Regions from separate parts of the Homo sapiens genome. Here all the other regions are linked to region 3. A link is a contact called in ENCODE Hi-C or POLR2A ChIA-PET data. All regions are on one chromosome and are shown on one strand. The core of a region is the stretch at or near the end of the contact, and the rest is flanking DNA. Distances in the headings are between cores, read along the strand shown.

Region 1 (4,882 bases), core at 358-2,857, 230 kb after region 3:
TGTGATGGACGTGTGCCTGGGCCCCAGGGTGACGGGTGGGTGGGGCACTGTGTGGTACTGAATGGAGCCTTCCTCAGCTGGGGTGTGGGAGAAGGGCTGCTGGAGGCAATGCCAGGTGGGTCTCCAGCACAGAGGCTCAGCAGTCACAGCACCCCTGCCCATGGCCCCGTGAATGCTCTTCCACCTCTGCCTCTGCGGTTTGGGCTCAGGAGGGTGAGCAGGGCCTTACACTTATGCACCTGTGTCCTGGAAGGAGGAGTCTGTGGCTGAACATCAGGGGCAAGGAGGCGGCTGCCCTATCCATGTTCCATGTCTCCACGCCACTGCCAGTGGTGAGTGACCATGCCACGCGGCAAGGCAGGTGCTGGGGAGCCCATGGATGTGTACAGCTGCTGTTTGCTGGCATTGTCATGATAGCAGGCCTCTGGTCCTTCCTGTCTCCCTGCTCCTACTCCAGGGGCCCTGAGATTGGGAGGTTGGGAGGCCAGAGCCAGCAGGTGTCCGTAGATGAGGAGCTGGGCTCTGCTGTCCCCACAGATGACCGGTGGTTTCCTGAGCTGCATCTTGGGCTTGGTGCTGCCCCTGGCCTATGGCTTCCAGCCTGACCTGGTGCTGGTGGCGCTGGGGCCTGGCCATGGCCTGCAGGGCCCCCACGCTGCACTCCTGGCTGCAATGCTTCGGGGGCTGGCAGGGGGCCGAGTCCTGGCCCTCCTGGAGGAGGTAAGCTGGGCAGGGTGGAGGTGCTGCGGGGTGGGACGAGGGAAAGGACCAGTGACTGCTTCCGTCTTCGCCCCTGGTCCAGAACTCCACACCCCAGCTAGCAGGGATCCTGGCCCGGGTGCTGAATGGAGAGGCACCTCCTAGCCTAGGCCCTTCCTCTGTGGCCTCCCCAGAGGACGTCCAGGCCCTGATGTACCTGAGAGGGCAGCTGGAGCCTCAGTGGAAGATGTTGCAGGTGAGGCTGACTGCGGAGGCATGGCCCTGCCCTGGGGCCTGGCTCTGCCGCACAGATCGGTGGGGAGGGCAGGGCAGGGGAGTGCCCTGAACCAGCTCCAGCGCCGGAGGCCAACTGCGCGCCTCTTCTCGGCTCCTCCTGTAGTGCCATCCTCACCTGGTGGCTTGAAATCGGCCAAGGTGGGAGCATTTACACCGCAGAAATGACACCGCACGCCAGCGCCCCGCGGCCGCGATCCGGACCCCAAGCCCACGGCTCCCTCGACTCTGGGGCACGGAACCCCGCCCACTCCCAATCCCCGCGCCCCGCCCTCTCCCACCCGTGCTTCCCCCGCTCCACCCCTCACCTCACCTCGCCCCCGCCCCACCCATCGCGCCCCGGCCCGTCCCATCGAGGCCCATGCAACCCACGCTCGGTCCCGTTCCGGCCCCTGCGCCCCGCTGCGCTTCGCTCCCCGCCCTTGCGCCGTTAGTAAACATCGCTCAAACGAAACGCTGGCTCTGCCTCCTTTACTGAGCACGCTCGGCCTCGGTCTCTCACCCGCGGTGCCGGACTCAGGCCGGAAGTATGCCGCGGCCCAGGCCTCACCAACTTCACGCGCTGCCGGCGTTCCCGTGACGTATTTCCGGCGCGCCCGCCCTAGTGCTCTTCACACTGGCGCGGCTGTGACGCGACGGAGGCGGCGAGAGCGGCAGCCGTGGGCACTTTCCACGGGTGAGGCCTGGAGAACGGGTGGACGTGCAGGCCAGAACCCGGGACCCACCCGGCTGAGCCCCCAGACTCTCCGCTGCCCACGACCCTCGGAGTGGCACCCTCTCCTGGCCGTCTCCTCTCGTGGGTCCCGAAGAACGGGTGCAAAGCCGAGTTCGTCCGCTGTACTGCGCGGGCGCGCGTTTCGTTCTTCGGTTTTGCCACGGTTCTGTGACTCCCTAAAGGTTGAGGGCTACTGAATTAGAAGAAACGCCGAGCTGGCTTCTGGTGGGCTGCCGGGCGCCGGGCAGCGTGCTTGGACTGGGGAGGGCAGGGCGTGTTTACTCTGAGTAGAGCAACCGCAAGACCTCCTTTAAAAAATACCAGTTCTGAGCTTCGGCATTGGAGAGGCCGCCTGTCATTCAGCCTCTTCGGACCCTCTCTCACTCCCTGTCTTCCGGAGCGTGAGTGAAGCCCGGGTGAGGTGTTTTCCCACACGCCGGGGGCCCGGAGCTGAGAAGGGGCATGGCCAGCATCACGCAGCTGTTCGACGACCTGTGTGAGGCCCTCCTGCCGGCTGCCAAGACTCACCTGGGCCAGCGCAGTGTGAACCGGAAGAGGGCAAAGCGGAGCCTCAAGAAGGTGGCCTACAATGCTCTTTTCACAAATCTTTTTCAAGATGAGACTCAACAGCTGCAGCCTGACATGTCAAAACTACCAGCGAGAAACAAGATCCTCATGTTGTCCTTTGACTTGAGAGTGGGTGGCCTGGGCCCCAAGGCCGACCGTTTGGAGGAGCTTGTGGAGGAGCTGGAAGCAGCCCCTTGCTGTCCGCTTTTGGAGGTGGGGTCTGTTTTGGACCTCCTGGTTCAGCTGGCAGGGAGTGGTCCCCCTCAAGTTCTGCCGAGAAAACGAGACTACTTCCTTAACAACAAGCATGTGGGGAGAAACGTTCCGTACAGCGGCTATGATTGCGACGACCTGAGTGTGTTTGAGATGGACGTTCAGTCTCTGATCTCCAGAGAAGAGTGTTTGTGTCACAGCATGATCCAGGAAACACTTCAGGTTATGGAGGCTGCTCCAGGCACTGGCCTGCCCACCGTCGGGCTCTTCTCATTTGGTGACCCTTGTGGTGACAGGTTCGAGAGAGACACCCGGGTCTCGCTCTTCGGGGCCCTTGTGCACAGCCGCACTTATGACATGGACGTCCGACTGGGCCTGCCCCCCGTGCCAGACAATGCGGACCTCTCTGGGCTGGCTATTAAGGTAGAATGTTTAGTTTTTCCTCTTTCATCTCTCTCGGGGTTTGGAAAATGCTTCCTGTGACCTTTCTTCTTCTTCTTCTTCTTCTTTTTTTTTTTTTTTTTGAGACAGTGTCTCACTCTGTCACCCAGGCTGGAGTGCAGTGGCGCGATCTTGGCTCACCTTAACCTCCACTTTCTGGGCTCAAGCAATTCTCGTACCTCAGCCTCCCGAGTAGCTGAAATTACAGGCACCTGCCACCACGCCCGGCTTAATTTTTTTTTTTTTTTGAGATGGAGTCTTGCTCTGTTGCCCAGGCTGGAGTGCCGTGGCGCGATCTCGGCTCACTGTAACCGCCGCCTCCCGGGGTCAAGTGATTCTCCTACCTCAGCCTCCCGAGTAGCTGTAGCTGGGATTTAGGTGCATGCCACCACGCCCAGCTAAGTTTTGTATTTTTAGTAGAGATGGGGTTTCACCATGCTGGCTAGGCTGGTCTTGAACTCCTGACCTCTTGATCCGCCTGCCTCGGCCTCCCAAAGTGCTGGGATTACAGGCGTGAGCCACCATGCCCAACTAATTTTTGTATTTTTAGTAGAGGCGGGGTTTCACCATGTTGGCCAGGCTGGTCTCCAACTCCTGACCTCAAATGATCCACCCGTCTCGGCCTCCCAAAGTGCTGGGATTACAGGCATGAGCCACTGTGCCCGGCCCGGTGACCTTCCTTTTATCATGGTAAAAGGGGGGATAGTCTGGTGGCTGCATTGTCCTGAGGTGGGGCTGCTGGAGTGGGCTTACTGGCGGCCACCCTCCTCTGCAGCGACAGTGCTGCCCACCTGCCGGCCAAAGCAACATGCTGCTTTTCATCTTTACCTAATGGGGTATATCGTTAAGCCACCTCTGCCTTCTAGAGCTGCCGTTTAAATTGAAGTTAATTAAAACAAAATAAAATACTCAGTTCCTCAGCCCCACAAGCCACATTTCAAGTGCTCAGTAGCCACGTGTGGCAAAAGTGTTCATGTTCTGTAATTCGTGCAATTGGATATGTTTTTGCTGTCTGTCGCCTGAGGCTTTACCATGGTACGCTGTAGCTCCTCATTTGAGTTTTGTATTTTATTGCTTTATCAGTGTTGCCAAAAGGATACATTGTTACTAGTCGTTCTATTCTTATGCGATAGCTAGATGATTTAGAAACATACATAATGCTACAGCAAATGTCTTGGTGTACAGCAGTTTTGTTTTTTGTTTTTGAGACAAGTCTTGCTCTGTCGCCCAGGCTGGAGTGCAGTGGTGTGGTCTCGGCTCACTGCAACCTCCATCTCCTGGGTTCAAGCGATTCTCCTGCCTCAGCCTCCTAAGTATCTGGGACTACAGGTGTGCGTCACCACACACAGCTAATTTTTGTATTTTATATGTTTGTATTTTTATTTTTTTATTTTATTTGATTTTTTTTTTTGACACAGTCTCGCTCTGTCGCCCAGGCTCGAGTGCGGTGGCACAATCTTGGCTCACTGCAAGCTCTGCCTCCCAGGTTCACGCCATTCTCCCGCCTCAGCCTCCTGAGTAGCTGGGACTACAGGTGCCTGCCACCACGCCCTGCGAATTTTTTGTATATTTAGTAGAGACGGGGTTTCACCGTGTTAGCCAGGATGGTCTCTATCTCCTCACCTCGTGATCTGCCCGCCTCGGCCTCCCAAAGTGCTGGGATTACAGGCGTGAGCCCGGCCTGATTGTTCTTTTTTTTTTTTTTTTTTTTTTTTTTGAGATGGAGTCTTGTGTAGGGACCAGCCCTACAGGGTCTGTGGGTTTTTCTCTCCATATGCGGAGACCAGAGATGGTAGAAATAAAGACACAAGACAGAGATAGAAGAAAAAACAGCTGGGCCCGGGGGATCACTACCACCAACACGTGGAGACCAGTAGTGGCCCCAAATGCCAGGCTGCGCTGTTATTTATTGGATACAAGGCAAAAGGGGCAGGGTAAGGAGTGTGAGTCATC
Region 2 (5,011 bases), core at 2,481-4,980, 210 kb after region 3:
CAGCCAGTACCACGACCCCGAGGATGAGCCAGAGGCCGAGCCATATGATGAGAGCGTTGAGGCCAAGGAGCGCACGCTGGAGGAGTGGAAGGGTGAGCATGGCAGTGGCTGGGGGTGGGTCCAGGGGCCTGCGGGCTCCATTTCCCCAGAGGCAGGAAATGCCCCAGTTCCTCTCCAGACTGGTCAGGTGTGGAAGGGCGTTCAGGTGTCCAGCACAGGCTGGGAGCGGGGCGGAGGAGTGACACAGGGCAGGTTCTGGCTCCCAGACTGTGCTGAGGCTGCTGTCACAGGGTGGTGGGCCTGGGCTGGGTGGCAGGTGCCAGACAAGCAGGTGAGGGGCCGGGCTGTGGGAGGCACAAGCTCACCCTTTCCCTTCACCTCCTAGAGCTCACTTACCAGGAAGTCCTCAGCTTCAAGCCCCCAGAGCCACCGAAGCCACCTGGCAGCCTGGAGATTGAGCAGTGAGGTGCTGCCCAGCAGCCCCTGAGAGCCTGTGGAGGGGCTTGGGCCTGCACCCTTCCACAGCTGGCCTGGTTTCCTCGAGAGGCACCTCCCACACTCCTATGGTCACAGACTTCTGGCCTAGGACCCCTCGCCTTCAGGAGAATCTACACGCATGTATGCATGCACAAACATGTGTGTACATGTGCTTGCCATGTGTAGGAGTCTGGGCACAAGTGTCCCTGGGCCTACCTTGGTCCTCCTGTCCTCTTCTGGCTACTGCACTCTCCACTGGGACCTGACTGTGGGGTCCTAGATGCCAAAGGGGTTCCCCTGCGGAGTTCCCCTGTCTGTCCCAGGCCGACCCAAGGGAGTGTCAGCCTTGGGCTCTCTTCTGTCCCAGGGCTTTCTGGAGGACGCGCTGGGGCCGGGACCCCGGGAGACTCAAAGGGAGAGGTCTCAGTGGTTAGAGCTGCTCAGCCTGGAGGTAGGGGGCTGTCTTGGTCACTGCTGAGACCCACAGGTCTAAGAGGAGAGGCAGAGCCAGTGTGCCACCAGGCTGGGCAGGGACAACCACCAGGTGTCAAATGAGAAAAGCTGCCTGGAGTCTTGTGTTCACCCGTGGGTGTGTGTGGGCACGTGTGGATGAGCGTGCACTCCCCGTGTTCATATGTCAGGGCACATGTGATGTGGTGCGTGTGAATCTGTGGGCGCCCAAGGCCAGCAGCCATATCTGGCAAGAAGCTGGAGCCGGGGTGGGTGTGCTGTTGCCTTCCCTCTCCTCGGTTCCTGATGCCTTGAGGGGTGTTTCAGACTGGCGGCTCCAGTGGGCCAAAGGGCAACCACATGAGCATGGGCAGGGGCTTTCTCCTTGGATGTGGGACCCACAGCAGCTTCCTGAGGCTGGGGGTGGGTGGGTGGGTGGTTTGGCCTTGAGGACGCTAGGGCAGGCAGCACACCTGGATGTGGACTTGGACTCGGACACTTCTGCCCTGCACCCTGGCCCGCTCTCTACCTCTGCCCACCGTTGTGGCCCTGCAGCCGGAGATCTGAGGTGCTCTGGTCTGTGGGTCAGTCCTCTTTCCTTGTCCCAGGATGGAGCTGATCCAGTAACCTCGGAGACGGGACCCTGCCCAGAGCTGAGTTGGGGGTGTGGCTCTGCCCTGGAAAGGGGGTGACCTCTTGCCTCGAGGGGCCCAGGGAAGCCTGGGTGTCAAGTGCCTGCACCAGGGGTGCACAATAAAGGGGGTTCTCTCTCACTTGGCTTGTATCCAAAGGCTACTCCAGGCCCGGGTGCCCCCACCATCCCTGCTGCTGGGCGTGGGGGGAGTGTCTGGGTCATCCTGCATCACTCACCTCCAGCTGGCCAGATCCCTCAGGCCCCCAGTCAGACCAGCGGCCATCTTCTGGCACCCTCCCTGCTCCCTGGAGGGTCTGAGAGCCCAGGGGGACCAGGGGAAGACATGGCTGATGGGCAGACTTTGAGGGCACAGGGTGTGACAGCCACCCAGATGGTGACCCCAGCTGCCCTGTGGGGATGTACTGGGCAGGCTTGGCTTTGGGCCAAGATCCAGACACCACCCCCGCCTACCCCTCAGTGTTCAGGGAAGCTGGCTGGGGAGAAGTTGGGTGTCTCAAGGAGCAAGGGTCTGCCCATCCCTGGGTGGGGGCTGGGCAGGGTAGGGAAAATAGCTTTCCTTTCCCTCCTGGTGAAGGAAAAAGAGGCCACTTTAACCCAGGGAATGTGCACGCTGGTCCCGTTCCCACTACGCGCTGCAGCTTATGTGTGGGGGAGGGTCCAGGCCATTTGGGGTCAGGCAGTGTCTCTAAGGACCAGGGACAGTCTGTGCCCTTGCTTGGGTCTTGGGTAGGGGTGGAAACCGTCTGGGAGTTGGGGGCCTCCTGGGGCCTGGTCAGTGTAGTGGTCAATCCCGGGGGAAGTCCAGTGTTGGCGGTTGGGGGTGGGAGGAGAATGGTGACACAGCCCCACCTCAGAAGCCTGGTCCGTGCAGGGCCTGCTGGACCCCTGAGCCCCACCACGGGGAGTAAGGGGGACAGCGTGGAAGCTGGGCTTCCTGGAAGAGGTGGATGGAGTGCCACAGGCAGCCCAGGGCACAAAGGGTATGGGCCACAGGCAGCTGTGGTTTGGGTGGCCCTGGGCTGCCCCGCTCACTGGTCACGAGCTGGTGAATGCCGTGGAGCACGGCCCAAGCCCAGGTGTAAAGCTACTACCACCCTTGAGCGGCTGAGCTGCTGATTCATGGCAGGAGGGCGGGGCAGAAGGCCCTAGGGATCCTGTTACCCACCAGCCCAGTGGGCTCCTGGGGTGCCCCAACATCCCTTCTGAGATCCAGGTTCCTGGGCTGGTGAAGGGGTGTCAGGGTGGGGCTTTGCCCTCAGGAGCATCTGGTCCAGGATGGGGCCAGACCTATGGGAGGACAATGCCCACACAGAGGGGTCAGGCGGAGGGCCCCAGCAGGTCCCCATCCCTGCTGGAGAGAGTGCAGCCACTCTCAGCCTGGGTTTTGCAGGACAGGACAGGCAGGGGTGGGATGGGCAGAGACACCAGTACTTGCAATGCTTGGAGCAGGCACCCCACAGATGGGGGGAGCAGGGGGAGGAGCTGGGGGTCCAAAAGGGCCCACGGGGACCTATGGGACTGAGAGGCCCGGGGTCAGTGGCCACAGGAGTGGGGTTGGGGATGCAGCCTGAGGAGTTTGGGGGACAGACCCCTCCGTGTAGAAAGAGGGATACAGGCAGGACAGGTGCAGATGGACCCCTTGTTGGGGGACGGATGGATCAGGCTCAGTGGTAGGGCATCCTTGGGGGTGGCCTGCGAAGTTGACCCCGGGAACACAGGGCTCAGCCCGACTTGCGGCTGCCATAGAAGTCAGCGCTCAGGCTGTCAAGGATGGGCCCTGCGCCCTGGAGCCGTGGGGAGTTAGGACTGGAGCGGGCGGGGGGGGGGGGGGGGGGCTCCTGCTGAGACCCCCCCAGGGCGGGGAAGTTCAGCCAAAGGGGAGAGGCTGGCAGAGGTATCTCCGCGCCGCGTCCGGCCCTTTATGGGGACGAAGCTGCGGGGCGGCGCTCCCCTCCCCCTGCGCTTCCCCCCAGGCTCCGGCCCTCCCCAGGCTCCGGCCCTCCCCCGGCGGCGGCCGCCTCGGGTTTCCGGAGGGGCCGGAGGGCGGGCGAGGGCGTCACGTGCGCGCCGCCCGCGGGCCGGTTGGTCCCCGGGCGGGGGAGGGGCCGTGCGCAGCCTGGGTCGGGGTCGGGCCGGGGTCGGCACCTGGGACATCCCTGAGGGAAGGGCCGGGAGCGGGAGCGCCCCAGCGGCCGGCGGGCGGGCGGGCGAGCGGACGAGCGGCGCGGAGCCGGCCCGAGGCGCGCGCCGAGGGAGCCCCGTCCCCGGTCGTGGGGGCACCGCCCGCAGGCTCTGCGGGGTGGGCAGCTCCCGGGCCTGCCATGAGCTCTCCGCCGCCCGCCCGCAGTGGCTTTTACCGCCAGGAGGTGACCAAGACGGCCTGGGAGGTGCGCGCCGTGTACCGGGACCTGCAGCCCGTGGGCTCGGGCGCCTACGGCGCGGTGTGGTGAGCGCGGGCCGGGCGGGGCGGCCGGCGGGGCGGGCGGGGCCTGCGCGGGGTGCCCGGCCTTCCCGCTAAGCGGTCCGCCCCGCAGCTCGGCCGTGGACGGCCGCACCGGCGCTAAGGTGGCCATCAAGAAGCTGTATCGGCCTTTCCAGTCCGAGCTGTTCGCCAAGCGCGCCTACCGCGAGCTGCGCCTGCTCAAGCACATGCGCCACGAGAACGTGAGTCGCGCGGCCCCGCTCCGGGAAGGCGCCGCGGCCTCGGCTTGGTTCAGCTGGGCTGGGTTCCCCCACCCGGCAACCCCTCCTCCAGGCAGCCTGCTGTGGGGCCGGGCGGGGGTCGGGCCGTGGGTCCCCAGGGGAGAAGGAGAGCAAGGCCTGTCTCTCCTTGGGAGACGACTCCCCCAAGGGCCGTTCCCCATCCTCCGCCAGCCCCGGGAAGGACTCAGCCCCTTGACTCGGCGCCTCAGCCAGGCCCTGGTCAGGGAACACGACTTGGCCAGGCCCAGGGGATCCTCCAGGTCTCACGCCAAGCCTTGCCCCCAGCCAGGAAGCCCGCGGTGAGAGCATGCTCCCGGCGGGAGGATTTTCCTGGAAGGGGCACCTTCCCTCTTCCCCATCCCCTTTCCAGCCCCTCTGTGGAGCCCACTCTGCTGCTGTCCATCTCCCGAGTCTTCCGACCCGGTGGTGGAGGGGGAGGAGGGGGGCGCCAGAACGCAGGGAGTGTGTTGAACCCTCAGGAGCCCCTGGGGGTGAAGGGTTTAGGGAGCTGCTGTTTGAGGAGCACTGGGCGTGGTGGCCGCCTCACAGACACCCTCCTGTGCGTTGTGGGGGCCCATCCTTTCCAGTCCTTCCAGTGAGATGCCACGTACAGCTGCCCTGGGCCTCTCCCATGGCGGTGGCTGGCTGCTAAGAACCCGATCTCTCTGCCAGGGGTGCTCTGGTTTCTGGATACAGTCCCACTTGTCCACTGCCCCCCACGTCACT
Region 3 (5,012 bases), core at 1,733-4,232:
CTGGTGCTTGTTGCATGTGAGTCCATTCTTAGTTGGAGAAGCTGCTTCTGGGGAGCGACGGGGCTGCCCCAGCACCGCTTATGATGGACACAGGTGAAGGGGAGACACAAGTTTCCAAATGTGCGAGGGCTGGGCCATAGGAGGGGGCGGTGGCCTTGGGGAATGCTTGTGAGAAGCAAAAGAAGCTAGGGTGGCAACTGGCTGGACAAACAGCATCTTGGGGTTTTTTCCTTTTTTTTTTTGAGATGGGGTTGCGCTCTATCTCCCAGGCTGGAGTGCAGTGGCGTGATCTCGGCTCACTGCAACCTCCGCCTCCCGGGTTCAAGCAACTCTCCTGCCTCAGCTTCCCGAGTAGCTGGGATTACAGGCACGCGTCACCATGCCTGGCTAATTTTTTGTATATTTAGTAGAGACGGGGTTTCACCATGTTGTGCAGGTTGGTCTCAAACTCCTGACGCCAAGTGATCCACCCGCCTGGGCCTCCCAGAGTGCTGGGATTTACAGGCATGAGCCACCACGCCCGGCCTTTGGGGGGTTTTGTTTGAGTGTTTTATGATGGCAGAGGTAAGTTTGACTCTGATAGCAAGGAATCCATAGACAGGGAAGGATGGAGTTTGGCGGCGGGCACTGACAGTGAATGATGGCCTGAGATGAGGAGTGGGCAGGGGGGCAGAGCCCTGTGGTAATGGAGGGAGGGGTGGTGTGAGAGGTGTAAGATGGGGGCTTGGTGCTCCCATCTGATAGCTTCTATTTGCTCTCTGAGGAGCAGCCAATTATCTCAGAGACACTGGAAGTGGGGTGAGAGGTTCGAGGAGAGTGCAGACTGCAAGACAGCTGACCAGAAATCAGCAGGCTGGGCGGTAGGGAGGGGCATCCATCCATCTGAGACACTGAGCCACTGTGGATGGTTGTTCCCAAGGGCCTGGTGGAAGCATGACAGTGGAGAGAGTGCGACGCAGGGTCCCCAGAGTCTCAGAGAGAGTGGAGAGTGCGGTGCAGGGTCCCTAGAGTCTCTCCGAAGAGAGCCAGCCCTGGGCTCAAGCACTAGCCCAGACTTGCCCCGGGCCCCTGCCAGCCTGCACACAAGCTCAGTGGTGTGGTAGTGTGGTGCTGAGGACCTTTTTGGGTACAAGTGACAGAAACCAACTTGAGCCAGCTGGGGCAAAAAGGAGGATTTCTGGCAGGGCACAGTTTCTCACACCTGTAATCCCAACACTTTTTGAGGCAGATGCAGGAGGATCATTTGAGGACAGGAGTTCAAGACAAGCCTAGGTAACTTATCAAGACCCTGTCTCTACAAAAAAATTAAATTTTAAAAAGATGATTTCTCAACCTGTGAAAACCAACAGTGGGAGAGGAGAGGCGTAGCGTGGCCTGTGCCTGAGGGCAGGGAGGGGACCCTGGTGGGGCCTCTCAGTTTGATTCCATTCATTCTCTTGGGCTGGCTCCTGCCCATGGATGGAGACTGGATGCCAGTCATTTGGCCAGTTCTTGCAGCAGCCAAACTCATTTAAAAACAGACCTTCAGGGCCAGGCGCGGTGGCTCACACCTGTAATGCCAGCACTTTGGGAGGCCGAGATGGGCGGATCACGAGGTCAGGAGATCGAGACCATCCTGGCTAACACAGTGAAACCCTGTCGCTACTAAAAATACAAAAAATTAGCTGGGCGTGGTGGCAGGTGCTTGTAGTCCCAGCTACTCGGGAGGCTGAGGCAGGAGAATGATGTGAACCTGGGAGGCGGAGTTTGCAGTGAGCCAAGATCACGCCACTGTACTCCAGCCTGGGCGACAGAGCGAGACTCTGTCTCAAAACAAACAAACAAAAACAAACAAAAAACAAAAAACAGACCTTCGGGCTGGGGGCGGTGGCTCATGCCTGTAATCCCAGCACTTTGGGACGCCATGGTGGGTGGATGGCCTGAGGTCAGGAGTTCAAGACCAGCCTGGCCAACATGGTGAAACCCCCTCTCTACTAAAATACAAAAATTAGCCGGGCATGGTGGTGCACACCTGTAATCCCAGCTACGCGGGAAGCTGAGGCGGGAGAATTGCTTGAACCCAGGAGACGGACGTTCCAGTGAGCCAAGATGGTGTCACTGCACTTCAGCCTGGGTGACGGATTGAGACTCTGCCTCAAAAACAAAACAAAACATAACAAAAAACAGACCTTGGCCTGCTGTGCTCAGAGGGGTTTCCCTGCTGCACCAGGCTGGCTCCTGCACCTTCTCTCCCAGCATGTTCTGCTCTGGGCTCATGCTCATCCCTGAGCCACTTCAGGGGTGGCCCTGGCCAGCCCTGCCCTTGAGAGGGGTGGGCACTGTCAGGGATCCTGGGGGATGCAGCTTTCCCAGAGCCCCCTGCTCCGTGGCCTCATGTGCCTCACACGCTTAGAACATTTGCTCTTTACAGGGGGACATGAGCGTGCCGTTTTTAAGCTGTGTTAAATGTCTCACTTGGCCTAGATGGGGGCTCTTCAGCCTGGGACCCCAAGGGCAGGGCCTGAATTCTCTCTCTGTTCCCCATCGCCAGGCTGGCAGCCCCTGAGGTGATGGCCCTGCGCCTCCTCTGACTTCTAGTTTGGGGGGCCCGGTAGGCAGCGCCTAGGCTTCTCCCGCCTTTCTCCCGCTGGACAGAGAGGGGCGGGGGACGAGGAGTCTGGGGACCCGATCCCCAGATTGGGACGGCCCAGGGGTGGGGTTCGGGCTCCTGTGCGGGGAGTCCCAACGGCGAGGGCAGCTGTGGTCCTGGCCCATGCCTCCCGCCGACACCACAGCCGACCCGGGTCAGGGCGTCAGACCCGCCGGAGCCGTAGTCCAGGTGCCCGGCCCGAGGGGCGGTGCTCGGGCCCCAGAGTGGTCAGCGATGGGCGGGGCGCTGCTCTCGGGAGCCGCCCTCCCACCCTCTGGACCAATGGAGATGCGCGGTTGCAGGCCCCGCCCGCTCAGGGCTTGACGACAGCGCGCAGGCGCACGGCGCGCCCGGGCGGGCCGGCTGGCTGGGAAGATGGCGGCGGGAACCTGGGCCGCCGCCGCCGCCGCCGCCGCCGCCGCGGAGCGAACCAGGGGTGTCCGGGGTGCGCGGTCCAGGGCCGGGGCCGGGCCATGAGCGCGCCGTCCTCGAGTCCCCGAGCCGCGGAGCCCGCCCGCGCCCCTCGGGCCGCCCCGCGTCCCTCGCCATGGCGCGGCTCGCGGACTACTTCGTGCTGGTGGCGTTCGGGCCGCACCCGCGCGGTGAGTGCCGAGGCCAAGCGCTGAGGGCCGGGGGCCGAGGGTCGAGTGCTGAGGGCCAGGGGCTGGGTCTGAGGGTCGAGGGCCGGGGGCTGGGGGCCGAGGGCTGGGGGCTGGGTCGGGAGGCCGAGGACTGAGGGCCGGGCGCTGAGGGCCGAGGACCGGGGGCTGGGCGCTGAGGGCCGGGGTCGGGGGAGCCGAGGACTGAGGGCCGGGGCCGGGGGCCGGGCGGGGACTGAAGGCCAGGGCCGACCGGACAGCCCGTGGGGAGAATGGGCGTCCGCTGGGGGCGGCGTGGCCGCGCGGGCCTGGTGGCGGCAGGGAGAGAAGGCTGGGCCCGGCCTGCCCGGCCTCCTTGGGGTGGGACGGGCTCTCTCCTTGGCCAGCTGCGGGCGGCTGTGGCTCTAGTGGCTCCAGGGGCGCGGACCCGCGGCTCGCCAGCCCGCCTCTGACCTTGGTGCTCCGTCTGAAGCCCCCGGCGGTCTTGGCGGGGTGCAAAGAGGGGGTGGAGTTCGGGTTTGGTGCATGGAGAAGCGGTGTTTGATTTGAAACTGGGAGGATTTGAGGAGGAAGCGTCGAGAGTAGAGAGAAGAGCATTCCTGGCGACTCGCCTGACGGTCCAGGCCCTGCACGCCAAGCCCTGGGTGGGGTATCAGCGTGGCGGTCGGTGCCCATGCCCAGGAGGTCTGTGTGTGGGGTCAGCGCCCGTGTCTGAGAGCTCTTCAGCCCAGGAGGTAGGAGAAAACGGAGCCTGACGATGACATCAGCAACAGCCTGGAGACAGCAGCGTTGGCGAGCGTGCTTGGTGTGCCAGGCCCCGCACAGCCCTTTGTGTACATGATCTCACCTCTTCCTCCCAGCAGCCCACCGGGGTTGCCCTGGTGTTGCCCCCATCTGTAGAGAAGTTAGGCGCGGATAAGCTGACTGCCTGGCCTGAGCCGGCTCAGAGAGGCTGGGACTGGCACTCAGGCTGTCAGATCCCAGCTGCAGACTGGCAGTGTGTGGGGATGGCTGTGTGGTCAGGCAGGGGCTGGATCTTGAGCCTGGAGGTGGGATTGAGCTTGCCTTCCCAGTTACCCTGTTTTTTGTCAGTCCAGTTGTCACTGTCCCCACCAAGGACCTGGAGTTCTCTCTTTTTTGTGTTTCTTCTGCTGGACACCCCCCTACACTTCCTGAAGCCTCTTTAGCATCTTCTTCGTCTCCAGCCCCTCCTCAGTGCCCTCTTACTCAGCACACACTCCTCTCTGCTCATGTCTATCCAAGTGTGTGTCTTATGGCACCGTCAGTCATGAGCATCTGTCTTTTTCTTTAGAGAGGGAGTTCTCGCTTGCTAGGACCACATAGTCCTCATCCCCACTGTGCAGGTTGGCTGTCAATGTTGTCTTGACCCACAGAGGGAGCTGTCTGCACCGAGGCACCTATGAGGGGCATGGAGGAGGCCTTACCACCTGGGGCAGAGGGTGCCTGAGGATCCAGGGAAGCAAGGCTGGCTGAGGGCTGTCTTGGCGTGAGGGGCCTTGGGCTGAGGGCTGGGGCGGGGGCTACAGGAACAGCTGATAATGACCCTGATGATCCTGAGGGCAGTGTGGAGAGGGTTTGGGTTGGTAGAGACTGCAGGCAAAGGCCAGGTGGGAGGCGTGGTGGCCGTGGGGTGAGGAGTTGAAGGTAGGCAGAGAGAAGAGGCAGAGTGGGCTCCACAACAAGCTGGCTGTGACGTGTGTGCTCACTGCTGGAGCCACACGTAGTGCAGGCACCTGTTTGTGTGTGTCCTTTGCGCAGGACAG

What was found. A loop is a pair of places that touch in the nucleus more often than their neighbours do. ChIA-PET counts read pairs that join two places held with the same protein, here RNA polymerase II (POLR2A). Pooled maps may share reads with other maps.
Region 1: a loop to region 3 is called in a map of CD8-positive, alpha-beta T cell, with 4 times the contacts of the local background. The contact joins the promoter of TUBGCP6 here to the promoter of SBF1 in region 3. A Hi-C loop is called at or near these places in 10 of 168 maps with a recorded cell type or tissue (B cell, CD4-positive, alpha-beta memory T cell, CD8-positive, alpha-beta T cell and 7 more), 19 of 37 single-sample maps with no recorded cell type and 18 of 50 pooled maps. POLR2A ChIA-PET finds 5 or more read pairs at or near these places in 9 of 52 experiments (B cell, CD4-positive, alpha-beta T cell, CD4-positive, alpha-beta memory T cell and 6 more).
Region 2: a loop to region 3 is called in a map of transverse colon, with 2.2 times the contacts of the local background. The contact joins the promoter of MAPK12 here to the promoter of SBF1 in region 3. A Hi-C loop is called at or near these places in 6 of 168 maps with a recorded cell type or tissue (CD4-positive, alpha-beta memory T cell, CD8-positive, alpha-beta T cell, HL-60/S4 and 3 more), 16 of 37 single-sample maps with no recorded cell type and 12 of 50 pooled maps. POLR2A ChIA-PET finds 5 or more read pairs at or near these places in 9 of 52 experiments (AG04449, CD4-positive, alpha-beta T cell, CD4-positive, alpha-beta memory T cell and 6 more).

The regions. Positions count from the first base shown.
Region 1 is chr22:50,241,748-50,246,629 of GRCh38, reverse strand. It overlaps TUBGCP6 (tubulin gamma complex component 6), which reads left to right and starts at 1,607. Exons shown (of 25, transcript NM_020461.4): 1 at 1,607-2,911. The coding sequence starts at 2,171. It overlaps HDAC10 (histone deacetylase 10), which reads left to right. Exons shown (of 20, transcript NM_032019.6): 17 at 254-332; 18 at 538-720; 19 at 803-955; 20 at 1,100-1,447. The coding sequence ends at 1,123. RefSeq lists a silencer at 1,235-1,304 and enhancers at 1,775-1,824, 2,235-2,514, 2,088-3,018.
Region 2 is chr22:50,260,402-50,265,412 of GRCh38, reverse strand. MAPK12 (mitogen-activated protein kinase 12) reads left to right here and starts at 3,730. Exons shown (of 12, transcript NM_002969.6): 1 at 3,730-4,028; 2 at 4,117-4,246. The coding sequence starts at 3,904. MAPK11 (mitogen-activated protein kinase 11) reads left to right here. Exons shown (of 12, transcript NM_002751.7): 11 at 1-92; 12 at 386-1,700. The coding sequence ends at 465. RefSeq lists enhancers at 2,613-3,344, 4,914-5,011 and silencers at 3,392-3,441, 3,452-3,761, 3,792-4,161, 4,312-4,491.
Region 3 is chr22:50,473,005-50,478,016 of GRCh38, reverse strand. SBF1 (SET binding factor 1) reads left to right here and starts at 2,982. Exons shown (of 41, transcript NM_002972.4): 1 at 2,982-3,231. The coding sequence starts at 3,177. RefSeq lists enhancers at 1,820-2,729, 3,640-4,549, 4,550-5,012 and silencers at 2,826-3,030, 2,611-3,070, 3,491-3,620.